Regions from separate parts of the Homo sapiens genome. Here regions 2 and 3 are each linked to region 1. The links are chromatin contacts, found by Hi-C or POLR2A ChIA-PET in ENCODE. All regions are on one chromosome and are shown on one strand. Each heading gives the region's core, a stretch centred on a gene start or an enhancer-like site at or near the end of the contact. The rest is flanking DNA. Distances are from core to core; before and after follow the strand shown. Region 1 holds the start of B4GALT4 (beta-1,4-galactosyltransferase 4). Region 2 overlaps POPDC2 (popeye domain cAMP effector 2). Region 3 overlaps PLA1A (phospholipase A1 member A).

What was found. Hi-C counts contacts between places; a loop is a spot of excess contacts on that map. ChIA-PET counts read pairs that join two places held with the same protein, here RNA polymerase II (POLR2A). Pooled maps may share reads with other maps.
Region 2: a pooled map shows a loop between it and region 1 (9-fold over the local background). The contact joins the enhancer-like site here to the promoter of B4GALT4 in region 1. A Hi-C loop is called at or near these places in 1 of 37 single-sample maps with no recorded cell type and 12 of 50 pooled maps. POLR2A ChIA-PET finds 5 or more read pairs at or near these places in 1 of 52 experiments (activated T-cell).
Region 3: a loop to region 1 is called in a pooled map, with 2.3 times the contacts of the local background. The contact joins the enhancer-like site here to the promoter of B4GALT4 in region 1. A Hi-C loop is called at or near these places in 1 of 37 single-sample maps with no recorded cell type and 12 of 50 pooled maps. POLR2A ChIA-PET finds 5 or more read pairs at or near these places in 1 of 52 experiments (activated T-cell).

Annotation. Positions count from the first base shown.
Region 1 is chr3:119,239,628-119,244,201 of GRCh38, forward strand. B4GALT4 (beta-1,4-galactosyltransferase 4) reads right to left here and starts at 1,251. Exons shown (of 8, transcript NM_003778.4): 1 at 1,223-1,251. All of the region lies in intron 3 of B4GALT4-AS1 (B4GALT4 antisense RNA 1), which reads left to right. RefSeq lists silencers at 938-1,417, 2,068-2,117.
Region 2 is chr3:119,641,663-119,646,236 of GRCh38, forward strand. It overlaps POPDC2 (popeye domain cAMP effector 2), which reads right to left. Exons shown (of 4, transcript NM_001369919.2): 4 at 394-899. Among named protein-coding and RNA genes, the nearest start is that of POPDC2, 17 kb to the right of the region's middle. Within about 2 kb of position 2,114, at least 2 of the 41 ENCODE cell types and tissues checked have a DNase peak (open chromatin) inside an H3K27ac peak, as active enhancers do.
Region 3 is chr3:119,625,805-119,630,378 of GRCh38, forward strand. It overlaps PLA1A (phospholipase A1 member A), which reads left to right. Exons shown (of 11, transcript NM_015900.4): 10 at 2,897-3,061; 11 at 3,580-4,007. The coding sequence ends at 3,664. Among named protein-coding and RNA genes, the nearest start is that of PLA1A, 30 kb to the left of the region's middle. Within about 2 kb of position 1,792, at least 15 of the 41 ENCODE cell types and tissues checked have a DNase peak (open chromatin) inside an H3K27ac peak, as active enhancers do.

The DNA.
Region 1 (4,574 bases), core at 1-2,500:
TCTATCCACTTCCCCTTAGATTATGTAGTCAAACAGTTCAATCCAGGTCAGTACTTTTTCACAACGTATGTTTTCAATCTGATCAAAGCTATAGGTAGACGAAAGTTATTGCAATTTCATGGGGTTTACAATTTCCATAAAGAACAAACCTGCTCTAGAAGACAAAATTCCAAAAACTTCTGAACTATATCCAATCAAGCATTATCTCCTCTCCCAAGAGAGACCTTCCAGCACTCCCCGCCTGGGTCTCGGGAATAGCCCTCCCTTCTGAATCCCAGTTTCTCAATCCGGACCCTGAATCCTATTCATCCTGATCTCTCCTTGATTTTCTTGCATCTTAAAGGTGTTATTTTCCTTTCTTTAAAAATTTAAAAAAAAAAAAAAAAGCCACAACTCGCCTCCACGCTCAGATTACCATTTTCTTTTTCCTCCTTTTCATCACCAAACGGCTGAGGAGGTCTACCAGTACCCTCACCACCGCCACGTCCCCATCCCTCACCCACTCTGGAACACTTTGCAACAGTGTGCACACCCACCCACTGTTGATAACTACTCTCCTAAGGCTACCAACCCATAGGCCTCTCCTCGATGCAGAGTCCTTTGGACTTTGTCTGTTTTTTTTCAAACCAAGAATTAACAGCCCTTATCTAATGGAAGACAGAACATCAAGGGATACAGATCAACAAACACTGGATGGCTGTCTCCGAAGTCTTTTATAATCCAGGTGACCAACCCCTTTGGAGAAAGGTCAAAGGTCGCCGGCCCCTCGCAGGACTGGGGCTGGTGTCAGCTGATCAGTTTCCCCGTTGAAACGCTGGAGAAGGAGGGTTTCCAGGAAGAAGGGGCTTTTTCAGGTTGATGCACCCGGCGGAGAAGTGCTGGGGGCGACCCCGGAATCGTGACCTGGGGTATGAATGAGCCCTGGATTTTTTCCTACCCGGCAGCACCTCGTCTGGCTCCCCCGGCCCGCAGCAGAGGCGGCGCCGCGCGGAACGCCAGCACCTGAGCCGGTGCCTCCCGCCAGGCTCGGCCTCCGTAGGCCCCCGGCCCGGCCCACCGCTCCGGCTGAGGCGGGACTGCCCCACGGACGCCGCCACGTCATCCCCACGCCCGCCCCGCTACAGCCCTGGGACTGACCCCGGCCGTCGCCCGGCTACCCTCGCACGGCGCCCGTGTCCAGGGAACTGCATTTCCCGGGCGCCGGCGGAGCCAGCGTACTCACCCCGGAGGCGGCCGCGGCGAGCTAGCACTGCCCGCGGAGAGGGGAGAACGCGGAAAGCAGCTCGGGGACCGCCCCAGCCGCCCGGGAGGCGGCTCTTGAGTACGAGCTCCGCCTCCCGCCTTGGCCGGAGAGGCTGGTCCGCCCGGCTCTGCACGCGCCTGGCGCTCCACCCCCGCCAAATCGACCACACCGGGCGCTGGAAGGAGCACCGGGAGGGAAACGGAGGGTTGACGCCTCGGCCTCTGGGTGGCTTTAAAACCCTGTGCCAATAGTAGACTGGGTGCTGAGCGCTTCCCAAATTCCATCCCCTTAAATACTCACAAAGCAGTAGGAAAGAGATAGGGACCCTTCCATTTTACAGAGTGGGAAACTGAGACTTTAGAGAGGCTAATAAACTTAATCACCCTGCGAGATTTCAGCCCTCTCAACTGCAAAAATGATAATAATAATAATAATATTTTTCCCATGTTGCAGGTCTGAGAATATTAAATGATTTTTTTAAATCCGTATTTCTTCAAAGATATTATTACAGAAAGCAAAGACAATTATATTTACACTAAAGATTTGAGTGAAAAATTATGGTAGGCTCTGTTTAGGCAGTCAGGATAGCTAGATTCTCTAATGCAGTCTCCCACTGCACTCACGGGAAAGTAGTAGATTCTCCAAGAACCACACATCCACTCCACCCAAAAAGGAACAAACCATAGCTAGAGCCAGTGCTGGGCTCATTAAGCTTCATAGCAGGAAATCTGAGGCTATACTGAGGCCGCATAGGCCCAATGTAGGCCCTTGGAAGCTGGAAAAGAGGGCCACCTAGTGGCAGTTGAGGATAGGTCAGTGAAATAGGTCAACACTGCTCCTGAACAAGGTCCAGTGTGAAACTTATTTTTTTGTGTTCCCTTTGTAACATGCTGTAAGGGTGTATAACCACATTTAGTGAAAAAGGACATTACTGGATTTCATCCAGTGGCGTTATACAATCAGTTACTTATACCCACATAGTCCCCAGGTCTTGAGCATATGATGCCTGGAAGCATAATATATACCTTTTGCAAGAATCACTCAGCTTTTCCCCTCCCCCTCCCCCTCTCTGTCTCCCTCCCCATCTCCCTCCCCCCTTTGCACGGTCCTCGTCTCCCCTTTGCATGGTCTCCCTCTGATGCCGAGCCGAGGCTGGACTGTACTGCCGCCATCTCGGCTCACGGCAGCCTCCCTGCCTGATTCCCCTGCCTCAGCCTGCCGAGTGCCTGGGATTGCAGGCGCGCACCGCCACACCTGACTGGTTTTCGTATTTTTTGGTGGAGACGGGGTTTCGCCGAGTTGGCCGGGCTGGTCTCCAGCTCCTGACCGCGAGTGGTCTGCCAGCCTCGGCCTCCCGAGGTGCCGGGATTGCAGACGGAGTCTCGCTCACTCAGTGCTCAATGTTGCCCAGGCTGGAGTGCAGTGGCTTGATCTCGGATCGCTACAACCTCCACCTCCCAGCCGCCTGCCTTGGCCTCCCAAAGTGCCGAGATTGCAGCCTCTGCCCTGCTGCCACGCCGTATAGGAAGTGAGGAGCGTCTCTGCCTGGCCGCCCATCATCTGGGATGTGGGGAGCCCCTCTGCCCAGCCGCCCAGTCTGGAAAGTGAGGAGCGCTTCTTCCCGGCCGCCACCCCGTCTAGGAAGTGAGGAGCGTCTCTGCCTGGCCGCCCATCATCTGGGATGTGGGGAGCGCCTCTGCCCCACCACCCCGTCTGAGAGGTGAAGAATGCCTCTGCCCGGCGGCGACCCGTCTAGGAACTGAGGAGTGTCTCTGCCCCGCCGCCACCCCGTCTGGGAGGTGAGGAGCGTCTCTGACTGGCCGCCCTGTCTGAGAAGTGAGGAGCCCCTCCGCCGGGCAGCTGCCTGGTCCGGGAGGTGGGGGGCAGCCGCCCAGCCAGCCGCCCCGCCCGGGAGGTGGGGGGGCAGCCCCCGCCTGGCCAGCCGCCCCGCCCGGCAAGTGGGGGGCAGCCCCCGCCCGGCCAGCCGCCCCGTCCGGGAGGTGGGGGGCGCCTCTGCCCAGCCGCCGCCCCGTCTGGGAGGTGGGGGCCCCTCTGCCCGGCCGCCGCCCCGTCTGGGAGGTGGGGGGCCCCTCTGCCCGGCAGCCCCGTCTGGGAAGTGAGGAGCCCCTCTGCCCGGCCACCACCCTGTCTGGGAGGTGTACCCAACAGCTCATTGAGAACGGGCCATGATGACGATGGCGGTTTTGTCCAATAGAAAAGGGGGAAATGTGGGGAAAAGAAAGAGAGATCAGATTGTTATTGTGTCTGTGTAGAAAGAAGTTGACATAGGAGACTCCATTTTGTTCTGTACTAGGAAAAATTCTTCTGCCTTGGGATGCTGTTAATCTATAACCTTACCCCCAACCCCCTGCTCTCTGAAACATGTGCTGTGTCCACTAAGGGTTAAATGGATTAAGGGCAGTGCAAGATGTGCTTTGTTAAACAGATGCTTGAAGGCAGCGTGCTCGCTAAGAGTCATCACCACTCCCTAATCTCAACTACCCAGGGACACAAACACTGCGGAAGGCGGCAGGGCCCTCTGCCTAGGAAAACCAGAGACCTTTGTTCACATGTTTATCTGCTGACCTTCCCTCCACTATTGTCCTATGACCCTGCCAAATCCCCCTCTCCGAGAAACACCCAAGAATGATCAATAAATACTAAAAAAAAAATAAATTTAAAAAAAAAAAAGAGAATGTAGGCCAACAATAAGCCACAGGATAACATCTCTGTCTGCCCAAATCACATTATGCTGAGGAAGTTTAATAATAAAGGAGAATAATAAAGGAGCCAAGCAAGTTAATCTAAAAAAAAAAAAAAAAAAGAATCACTCAGCTTTTCTATATTTGGTAGCTGGTAGGTTATTAATTGGAGAAGTTGGGTTATTGCTTTCAGTAAGTGTAGGAAAGCAAGTAGCAGTGATATCTACAAAATTAAAGATAGCTTTCCAATCTGCTTTTGAGGTTTTAGGGTGGCTTTCATTTCACAGAGAGGCATTGGCATTAATAAAATTGTTTCCTAGGGGTTTTTTTTTTGGCATCAGTCCAGAAACCCAACAGTTGCTCTAGTTTTTCTTGTTAGAGCATGAGCCTTAGCTAAAGCCATCTATAAATTATGGTCCCATGGATTTCCCAGCAGGAAATATGGAAAAAATAGAAAAAAAGATAAGATAGTCATGATAGCAGAGAAGTCTTGATCCATGATCTTGAGAAAGCTGTCCATGTCTAGGATGCCATCTGCTTCTGGGGAGAAACTTCCCTACCTTAAGATCTCCAACAGGTGTATAATTCCAAGAGTTTGAAGGGGCTCTTTTGAGTTACAAGGTATGGAC
Region 2 (4,574 bases), core at 864-3,363, 400 kb after region 1:
ACTCATGAGCACCACATATTATTAGGACAATTTTAAGTCACTATTTTAGGGATTGATATTACACAGCAATAGATAACTGAAATATATGTTGAAGTATTTAAAGAAAAAGGAAAATAGAATATATTACATTTATAAATCTACTTTAAGATGTTTAAGAAAATCTAATTAACTAAGTTTGTAAAAGTCCCTCTAAAAACTATTGTTTAATACTAGGTTCATCAACAGAAAAAGAGATTTGTAAGTTGAATGTCACAGCCTAAGGGAAAACGAGGTTTTTAAATTTCCACTTCCATAAATTTGAATCTTAATTGAAAAATAAAAAATAACCACCAGTGAAAAGCTGGATCTTTGACTCCATTGATCCTTTCAGACAATGCAAAGAAACAACATAGGGAAAGGAGTTGAGTGATTTATTGAGTGCTTACTTGGTGCCACGGCATGTGCTAGGTGCTTACCTAAATCAACTCATTGGATCCTCACAACAACCCTGTGAGGTGGGTTTCATAACCCCCACTGTTTACCGATGAGGCTCACAGAGGCTATGTAACTTGCCCAAGATTCTGCAGCTGGTAAAGGACGGAATCTGTGCCTCTGCACTACCAATGCCTGCTCCTGAAGGAAGGTTTGTGAGGGTGAATTTCTCAAAGTCACTTCAGGTCCTTACTGTAGCGACAGTGTTGGCACCTTCTGTGTCCTCTCTCACCTTGCCTGTGAGCCTTCCAGTGGGTGGGAAAAGAGGCATGCCTATCAGTGGCCATTCTGTGAACACAGAAGAGAGCTGCGCTGGCCACAGAGAAGATAGTCCAATGATCCTTAAAGTTCAGGCGTGTGGGTTGGAGCCAAAGGGGCCTGTCCCCTGGATATAACTTGAGAGTAGCTCTGGAGAGGAATTCTAGAAGCTGTGGAAAGAAAAAGAGGGAGGATTTTAGCACTATGTCTCTGGACAGTTTGTCTAACTTCAAAGGGTTCTTTTCAGTTTTTTTCTTTCCTTTACCAATTCCCAATGTTTTAACTGTACTCACTGCCTGACATGATAGGGGCAGGTGTACCTTCGAATCATTTCATACTAGAATATTAGGGCAAGTCAGCTTTGAAGGTATCTAGCCCAATCCTCTCCTATTGTAGAGACCAAGAGATCAACTTTTGTTGCTTCCTATGAACGTTCTATAGAACTCTACTTCTTACCTAACCCTATCTAATTTAAAGAAAAAAACCAAAAGCCTGTATTGAATAATGGTAAGTTTCATAAGACTCCTGACTTTCATTTTTACAGAAAGATGGGTAGGAAAATGAGGCCTGTAAGACAGAAGTGGAAACATGACTCAGGAGCAGCCCCAGGCTGCTGTTATCCAGAGGGCAGGTGGGGAACTGCTGCCTCTAACTTACCTGACCGACAATGGAACCTGTGGCAGGTAGAGGTGGCACGACCCTCTAGAGACCCCTGCTCTGGCCGTGCCACTTTCAAGAGCAAGTTTTCCGAGCCAGGACTCTTTCCAGTAGTTCTGTGAGAAAAGCACTGTTTGCTAGCACTGACAGCTACCAAAAACCTTACAGCTGCTTCTGAGGGGAAGAGCATGATGACAGTGTGACTCTAATCTGCCTCCTCCCAAACAGATGAAGGAGAGCAGGCTGACATGTGACTTAGCTATTCAGGGGCTAAAGAGCTAGCACATGTTTTCTTTAGGCCTCCACTTTTTGCTGTACCTTTTGTTGTCAGGGGATTCTGCCAGCTGCCACCTTCCCTGAAAAGCCAAACTGGTGGAAATAAGAGGGAAAATCATCTATCTCTGATAAAAGAAAGAGAAAGAAAGAGAGAGAGACTGCTAAACAATTGTACATACAACAGAATCTTAAAATACGCTACACATTTAACTAGTGCTTCAGAGCTTAAAAACTGCCTTTATGTATTTTATCACAATCACGCCTCACAGCAACCCGGTAAGGTAGACAGAGCCATCTTGGTCCTGTCCTGCAGATGAGGAACATGTTCTTGATGGCAGGTGAGTGGCAAGACTAGAGTCCAGATCTTAGAAACACAGAATCCTAGAGTTAGAAGTTACCCTGACACAATAATCCAAGGCATCCTTTTCCCAGAGCATGAATCACCTTATAAAATCCCTGAGATTTCTTATGGCCCCTGCTTGAACTCTTCCAGTGATGAGTAACTCTCACCACCCATGAGCAATCCAGTATCAATACTGAGCTAAAATCCTTCTTATAACTTTCAGCCTATTCAATTCAATTTCTGCCCACAAGAACTACACCAAATTAAGTCAAATTCTAATTTACATTCTTTCTAAAATTTGAAGATATTACACTTGCCCTTTTCTTGCAGATAAAACATTTTCAGTTCTTTCAACTACTTATCATGTGATTACCTAGAACCATGCCTAAAATATATAGTAAATAGTGTTTATTGAATCGTTTCTCTTGCCCTTGGTACTATGTCCTGATCCTCCTGTCGAGGGGCTCCTTCCCTTACCTCGAGTGTCCTCAATTTTGTAATCTGTTCATCATTTGCTTATTTAAATAATAGGGAGAAAAGAAACAGTATAGTTTTCAGAACAATGTGAAACAAAATAAAAATTGTCCAAATGTCAGACAGCTTTCAATTTATTTTGTGATAATGGATTCATTATTTCACTCAACAGACTACCTCGGAGCTGCATTTCTAGAAGATAAGTCCCTCATTCATTGAGCATCTCCTGTAATAAGACACAGAATGGATCCCTGTGGAGAGTGGCCATCGAATTAAACAGAAAAATTCTAGTGAAGGGAGGGATGATTTGGGGTCTGGCTGGAAGACCCTGCATGAATACATTATCCTGCAGCATAGTTTTGCCTATTAAGAGAAGCAGCACCCATTTTTTGTTCAATTTTGGGTACCACCAGACTAAAAAACATATGTCTCTTCAAAAAGGAGCTCCAGAGGAAACTCTGACTATTTTCAGTTGGTCTTAATTTGGATTGGTGTGAGAGACAAGCACTGGTGTCAATGTGATGAGGCTGTGTCATTCCTAATGATGCAGAATTCAGCCAGCTTCATGCCTCTCATATAAGTGCTGTGCCGGGATGAATAGCAATGAGCTTAACATTTTGATAACTAAAGAGCCAGGAAATAGATGGTGAATGGTGCCCTACTTTATGAAAGAAATAATAGTAAATTGCTCCCAATTAAGGGAATATGCTTATTCATTAGAGTAATAACCTTATAGCAAGTTTGATGGTAAATAAGTCAAATCAAACATTCAAAACACAATTTCAGAAAAAGAACTGAGGCTAAATTATCCCATGATCACAGACTACATTGAAAACTATCAGAAGTTTGGCTAATTTGATCATGTTTTCAAGTTGTTCTGAAAACCTCTATGGCCTGAAAAGTAAACGACATAAGTTTCCTTTCTCTCTATTGCTTAAACAAAGAAACATGAAAAACTATTCTCCCTATATTGCAAATTCCGGTATTTTAGAAAGTGAGCCTCATCAGCAGTTTTCTCATCTTGAGTTTTAGAAAAGGCTGAATTTGGAAAGAGGCATTTCATACGATAGTATGTATTAAGGGTTGAGGGCTTGGGGACTGAGTTGTGATCTCCTCTCTCATAAAATATCCGCACTGTAGGCCGGGCGCAGTGGCTCACGCCCGTAATCCCAGCACTTTGGGAGCCCGAGGCGGGCGGATCACCACGTCAGGAGATGGAGACCATCCTGGCTAACACGGTGAAACCCTGTCTCTACTAAAAATAGAAAAAATTAGCCAGGCACGGTGGCGGGCGCCTATAGTCCCAGCTACTCGGGAGGCTGAGGCAGGAGAATGGCGGTGAACCCGGGAGGCGGAGCTTGCAGTGAGCCGAGATCGCGCCACTGCGCTGCAGCCTGGGTGACAAAGCGAGACTCCGTCTCAAACAAAAAAAAAAAAAAAAAGAAAGAAAAAGAAAAGGAAAAGGAAAAAAAAATCTGCACTGTAATCACATGGTAGGTGATAGATTCTTCACAGGCATAGAATGGAGGGAACTGCTAGTTAAACAAGACCCACCACCACAAGGGCTGAGGAGAGTCCCAAGGTGCCAGAGAAATTGTAGTGAAATATCACAGAGAGTTCTTGCTGAAAGACACTCAGATGTCCTGGGGCTTGTGTCTACTGTACTGCGGACTGACTACTCCTCTTTTCTTCCTTTGAAAAACTTATCCTTGCCTTCTCAGATCAATCCAAGGGGGTTCCTGGGGACAGCTGGTCCAACACGCTCAAATGAAGAAAGTAAGGTTTAGTGAGGTATGGTTTGCAAAAAGTCACATATTTGATTAGTAGCAAAGCCAGACATAGAAGCCAGGACTTTGGACTCCCAGTCCTGGCCTCTTTCTCATTTACCATGCTGCCTGCCTCCTGATGTTTGGAAAACATTCCTAAAGCTGGGGATTTTACACCTTCACTTGAATGGTTTTCTTTATAGGCAGAGGGAAAAGTACTGATCTTTGGAAGAGTTAGGATTAAAAACTAATAAGATGGGGGTACAGGGTGTTTAGGAGGAAGAATAGATACAGCAAGGCAAAAAAGGTGGGAAAAAGAAAAAAGGAGG
Region 3 (4,574 bases), core at 542-3,041, 390 kb after region 1:
GCTTGGGGGCTGGTGGGACTACGCTTGAAGTGAGAGGGCAAGGAACCCCAACTGTAGGGAGCCACAGCCTGCAGGGGATAGGAAGTCAGCAGCCATGGTGCATGCTTCTTTAAAAAGCAACCGGTTAGTTATTCACAAGCCAGCGGGAGACAGATTGTCAGATAATGTCACTGTCTCAGTGAGAGTCCGGTCAGGAAAACAGAGGAGGTCCAAGAGAAGGAATTTAGCACAGTGAACTCATTACAAGTGTGTTGGATGAGCTGGAAAACAGAGATGGGGACACAATGCAGAGATTAATCACAACAGGAGCCAATACAACCCTAGGCTAGAGGGACAAAGCAGGAGTGGAGTTGGCAAAGCTGGGTCCACAGGGAAGGCTGCTTGGCAGGAGCTGAACCCATGGGAAGTGCGGCCCCTCTGGAACCCCTGCCCAAAGCAGCCACCCACCTGAGCATGCTTCCACTGGGTTAGACCTCACTGGAACCTGTTGGTGGGGGAACCTGCAGGGGAATAGATCAGTCCAGAGCAAACAGGGAAATGACCAGTGCACACACACTTAAATGAGTGAGCAATGCCCTGAGAGTGACAGCATAGAAGACAGAGTCTGACTGAGTCCAAGGAAATGATGAGCAGGCTTTCCAGGAGCTACCCAGGCCAGGCTTAGAGAGAATGTGACACCTCTGGTGTGTCTGGAGCACAGATTTGGGGTTGTGGGGATGCTGTGAGGCTGGAGAGGCAAGTCAGAGCCAGACCCTGCCAGGCCTTGAAGGACAGGTTTTTATCCTGAGAGTAGTTTGGAGAGCCACTGGGAGTTTTAAACAGGACAGTGATGAGATCAGATGTGAGTTTGGAGATATTTCTCGGGTTGGGATGTTGGACATGAACTCTGCTGTGAGGCACTACAAGTTTCTGCTGGAAGGAGTGCATTTCACTCCCAAAACCGTGGCCACTAGCTGGTGTTCCTTCTGGCTCACCCAAAGTCACACAGCTAGGTACAGCCATCAGGATTCCAGCACAGGCCTGCAGGTGCCCACAGAGCCTTGCAGATTGTGGCTGGATATCAGTAAGCCAAGTACCTTTCATTAGACCCGCTCAAGGTTGTGCTACTTCTAGAAGGGTGTTTTCATCATCTTCTAGCCCATTGGTAGGTCCAGCAACACTGGCAGGAGTCATGAAAATGACCCACAACCCTGACTGCACGTTAGAATCACCTGGAGAGCTTTAAAAAATACTGACGCCAAGCCCCCCAACCCAGACCAATCACATCAGGGTCTCTGGGCATAGGCTCCACAGCTACATTTTAAAAGCTCCCCGAGTAATTCCAGTCAACATCCACAGATTAGCGCTTCCTCCTCCATGAAGAGGTTCACATAACTCTTTTGAAGAAGGCACCAGAACATGATTCACTTCTTGCAGATCAGAAATTGGGGGAAAAACGGGGAGGTTATGTGTGGTCTTTTTCCAAATTTCTATAGCTTTATGCGACGCTAAGATTTCCTTCTAATTGGAGAATTAACCTGGGCCAACTCCCCAAACCACTCACTTAAAAGATTTTTCATATTCCTTGTATTTTACAAACTCTTCAGTCTAAGCTTAAAGGAAACAATCTTATTTATTCCCTCTGTAATATTTCAAAAGACTTGTGAATTTAAAAAAAGAGGGAATGGTTTTTAAACAAAATTATACATGATCTTCCCTCAGAAGGAAAAAACAAGTGATATGACTAACACTGGACTAAAAAGAACACAAAGAGGCCCTATCACCACTCTGCGAAGGCCAGAAAGGAACAGGAAACCCAGTTGGCAAGGGTGGTTCCCCACACCACCCCTGCCCCCGCCGAGAGGAACGCAGCGCCCTCCTTCTTTCCTCTTTTTCAGAGTCCCACTTGGATTCCAGGGAGGATCACAAAGGGCCCCACAAGTCAAATTCCTTCCCTAGCTGGGTGGTGCAGCTCTGCTGGGCGCCCTCCTTGATCCCCCACTCACCACCCTCAGGATCTGCTGGCTGGGCTGTGCCTTGCACTCAGCGTGAAGACTTTCCTCATTGAATCTCACGATTTTTTGCTTTTGTCTCCAGTACCTAGTACCTAGGGGGTACCACAGCCCTTTTGGAAGCACCCTGCTAGGTTGATCACTTCATACTCCTCCCTCATCTTTGTCTCAGTCCAAAGTGGTGCCTGAATCTTTAAACATAAAGGGAATCTGGGGGGGCAAAGCCAAGAGGCTGGGTTAAGACAGAACTGGATGCCATTTTCACTCTGAGTCTCCTCAGCTGAAGTCAGTATGAACCAAACCCTACGGTTCAAGTTCATAGCAGCATGTAGGGAAGCTGGAACTTACACCTAGTTGCTATGTGACTCCACAGCCACCTTGCCAGCTTAGGTAACTTGTCCAAAGCCATACAGCTGGGAAGACAAACCTGGGTTCCACCCAACTCTGTCTGCGCTTCATGATGTTTTCTTGTTGCTGTTTCCACCCACACATTCATACTTAGCCTAAAACAGAAAAGTCCTTACACAGAATTCTTTGAAAAGGAATGTCCTAAAAGAGGGTTTCTACTTCTGGGTAATTAGATCTGAAGGTGAAGATCTCCTCCAGCTAGGAATCCAAGAACGAGGAACAGTTTTTCCAGATATGAAAATCCAGGAGCTACTATTTTGTTGCAGTGTCCACTTGTTTATTCTAAAAAATCAACAACTACTTTCTTGGTCATATTCAAAGCTGTAGGTGTGGGCAGAGGGGCTGGTGAAGGTGACACAAAGGACTGTGGTAAGGAGCTAACCCCTTGGTGCATGACAGCCAACCAGTGCCACCAGCAGAGCCCGATCGGAGCCAAAGGGGAAGTACAGGTGGTAAGGGCTACAGTCATTTACTTTCCCTTTACCCTTTTCTTGCAGACCTAAGCAGCAACGCTATGGGAAAGGAATCATAGCCCATGCCACCCCACAATGCCAGATAAACCAAGTGAAATTCAAGTTTCAGTCTTCCAACCGAGTTTGGAAAAAAGACCGGACTACCATTATTGGGAAGTTCTGCACTGCCCTTTTGCCTGTCAATGACAGGTAAGCCCCAGTATTCACCTCTGCACCAGATGCACTCACACATCAAAGACCAGTCTTGGCATTAGATGTGCTGCCTATTGAGGTTCAATCTCATCATAGTGATTATCATCTTAGAAGCAGAGATGACAGACACCCGGTGTTTTCCAGAACCTCCTGTGGGACCATCTTGGGTTGGGGAAATTCCACTGTATTTGTTCTGCATATTTGGTTTCTATGTAAGATTTTATTAGAACAAAGTTTTCTCATTGCATATTTTCTCCTCTGTGGCCTCCACTCCAACTGTGTCATGGGTCACATTCATGGGTGTGGATCCAGAATCCACATCCCCTTTCCCTTCCTCTAAAGGCATTTATGTCATTAACCTTACCACCCCTGGGCACTTGGACCACAGGAACTGGCTCTTAATTGTAGGTGATTGCAGATTTCTTTCACCAGACATCATGGGAATTCAAAAGCCACACAATGCCAAGCCCTGTCTCCTCACCAGCCACTGCTCTCTTATTGCTCTTCTCTTCCAGAGAAAAGATGGTCTGCTTACCTGAACCAGTGAACTTACAAGCAAGTGTGACTGTTTCCTGTGACCTGAAGATAGCCTGTGTGTAGTTTAACCTGGGCAGGACACATCTCCCTGCATTTTTTTTTTTTTTTTGAGAGAGAGGTGTGATGAGGGATGTGTGTGTGCAGCTTATTGTAGACCATTACTACTAAGGAGAAAAGCAAAGCTCTTTCTTATTTTCCTCATAATCAGCTACCCTGGAGGGGAGGGAGAACTCATTTTACAGAACTTGGTTTCCTTTGCCGATCTTATGTACATACCCATTTTAGCTTTCCCATGCATACTTAACTGCACTTGCTTTATCTCCTTGGGCATTCGTACTTAGGATTCAATAGAAACATGTACAGGGTAAACAATTTTTTAAAAATAAAACTTCATGGAGTATCTGAATCATTTAATTGTTTTACTTGAATGGAATTCTGTTACCTACAAAAAGTTGAGATTTATACTCTGTGGGATTGGAGAAAACAGTATTGCATTATCGGTATTAAAATAGCAACTAAAAGAAGTACTTGGAAAAAGAGAGGGGATGAAGGGTAGGGAGGAAGATGGCACCATTTACCAACCCTTACCATTACCTCCTCTGGATATCTGGAAGGTTTGAGGGATCAGAGAGATCTTGGGGAATACAGGTAGATTTCCTCTGGGTTAGTGTTTCCCAAACTTTGATCTTTGTAAATAACCTTGTATCAGCCGCAGCCCAGCAAAAAACAGATGGTGCGCTCAATCTGGGTTATTTGAGGAGAATTTAAGAAAAGGACAATTTGCCATAGTCTTTTGTGGGGCAACCACAGGGATAATGCAGTTCCCTGAAGCTACTGGCAGTAGAAGCTGCTACTACCCTACCTGTGAAGAGGCCAGAGAAGGAGGGGAAGCACCAGAAGGCTGCAGACCTGCAGTGCAGGGACACAGCCAGCCAGCAGCAACCCCGCAGGGAGGGAGCAGAAGCACAGGTTC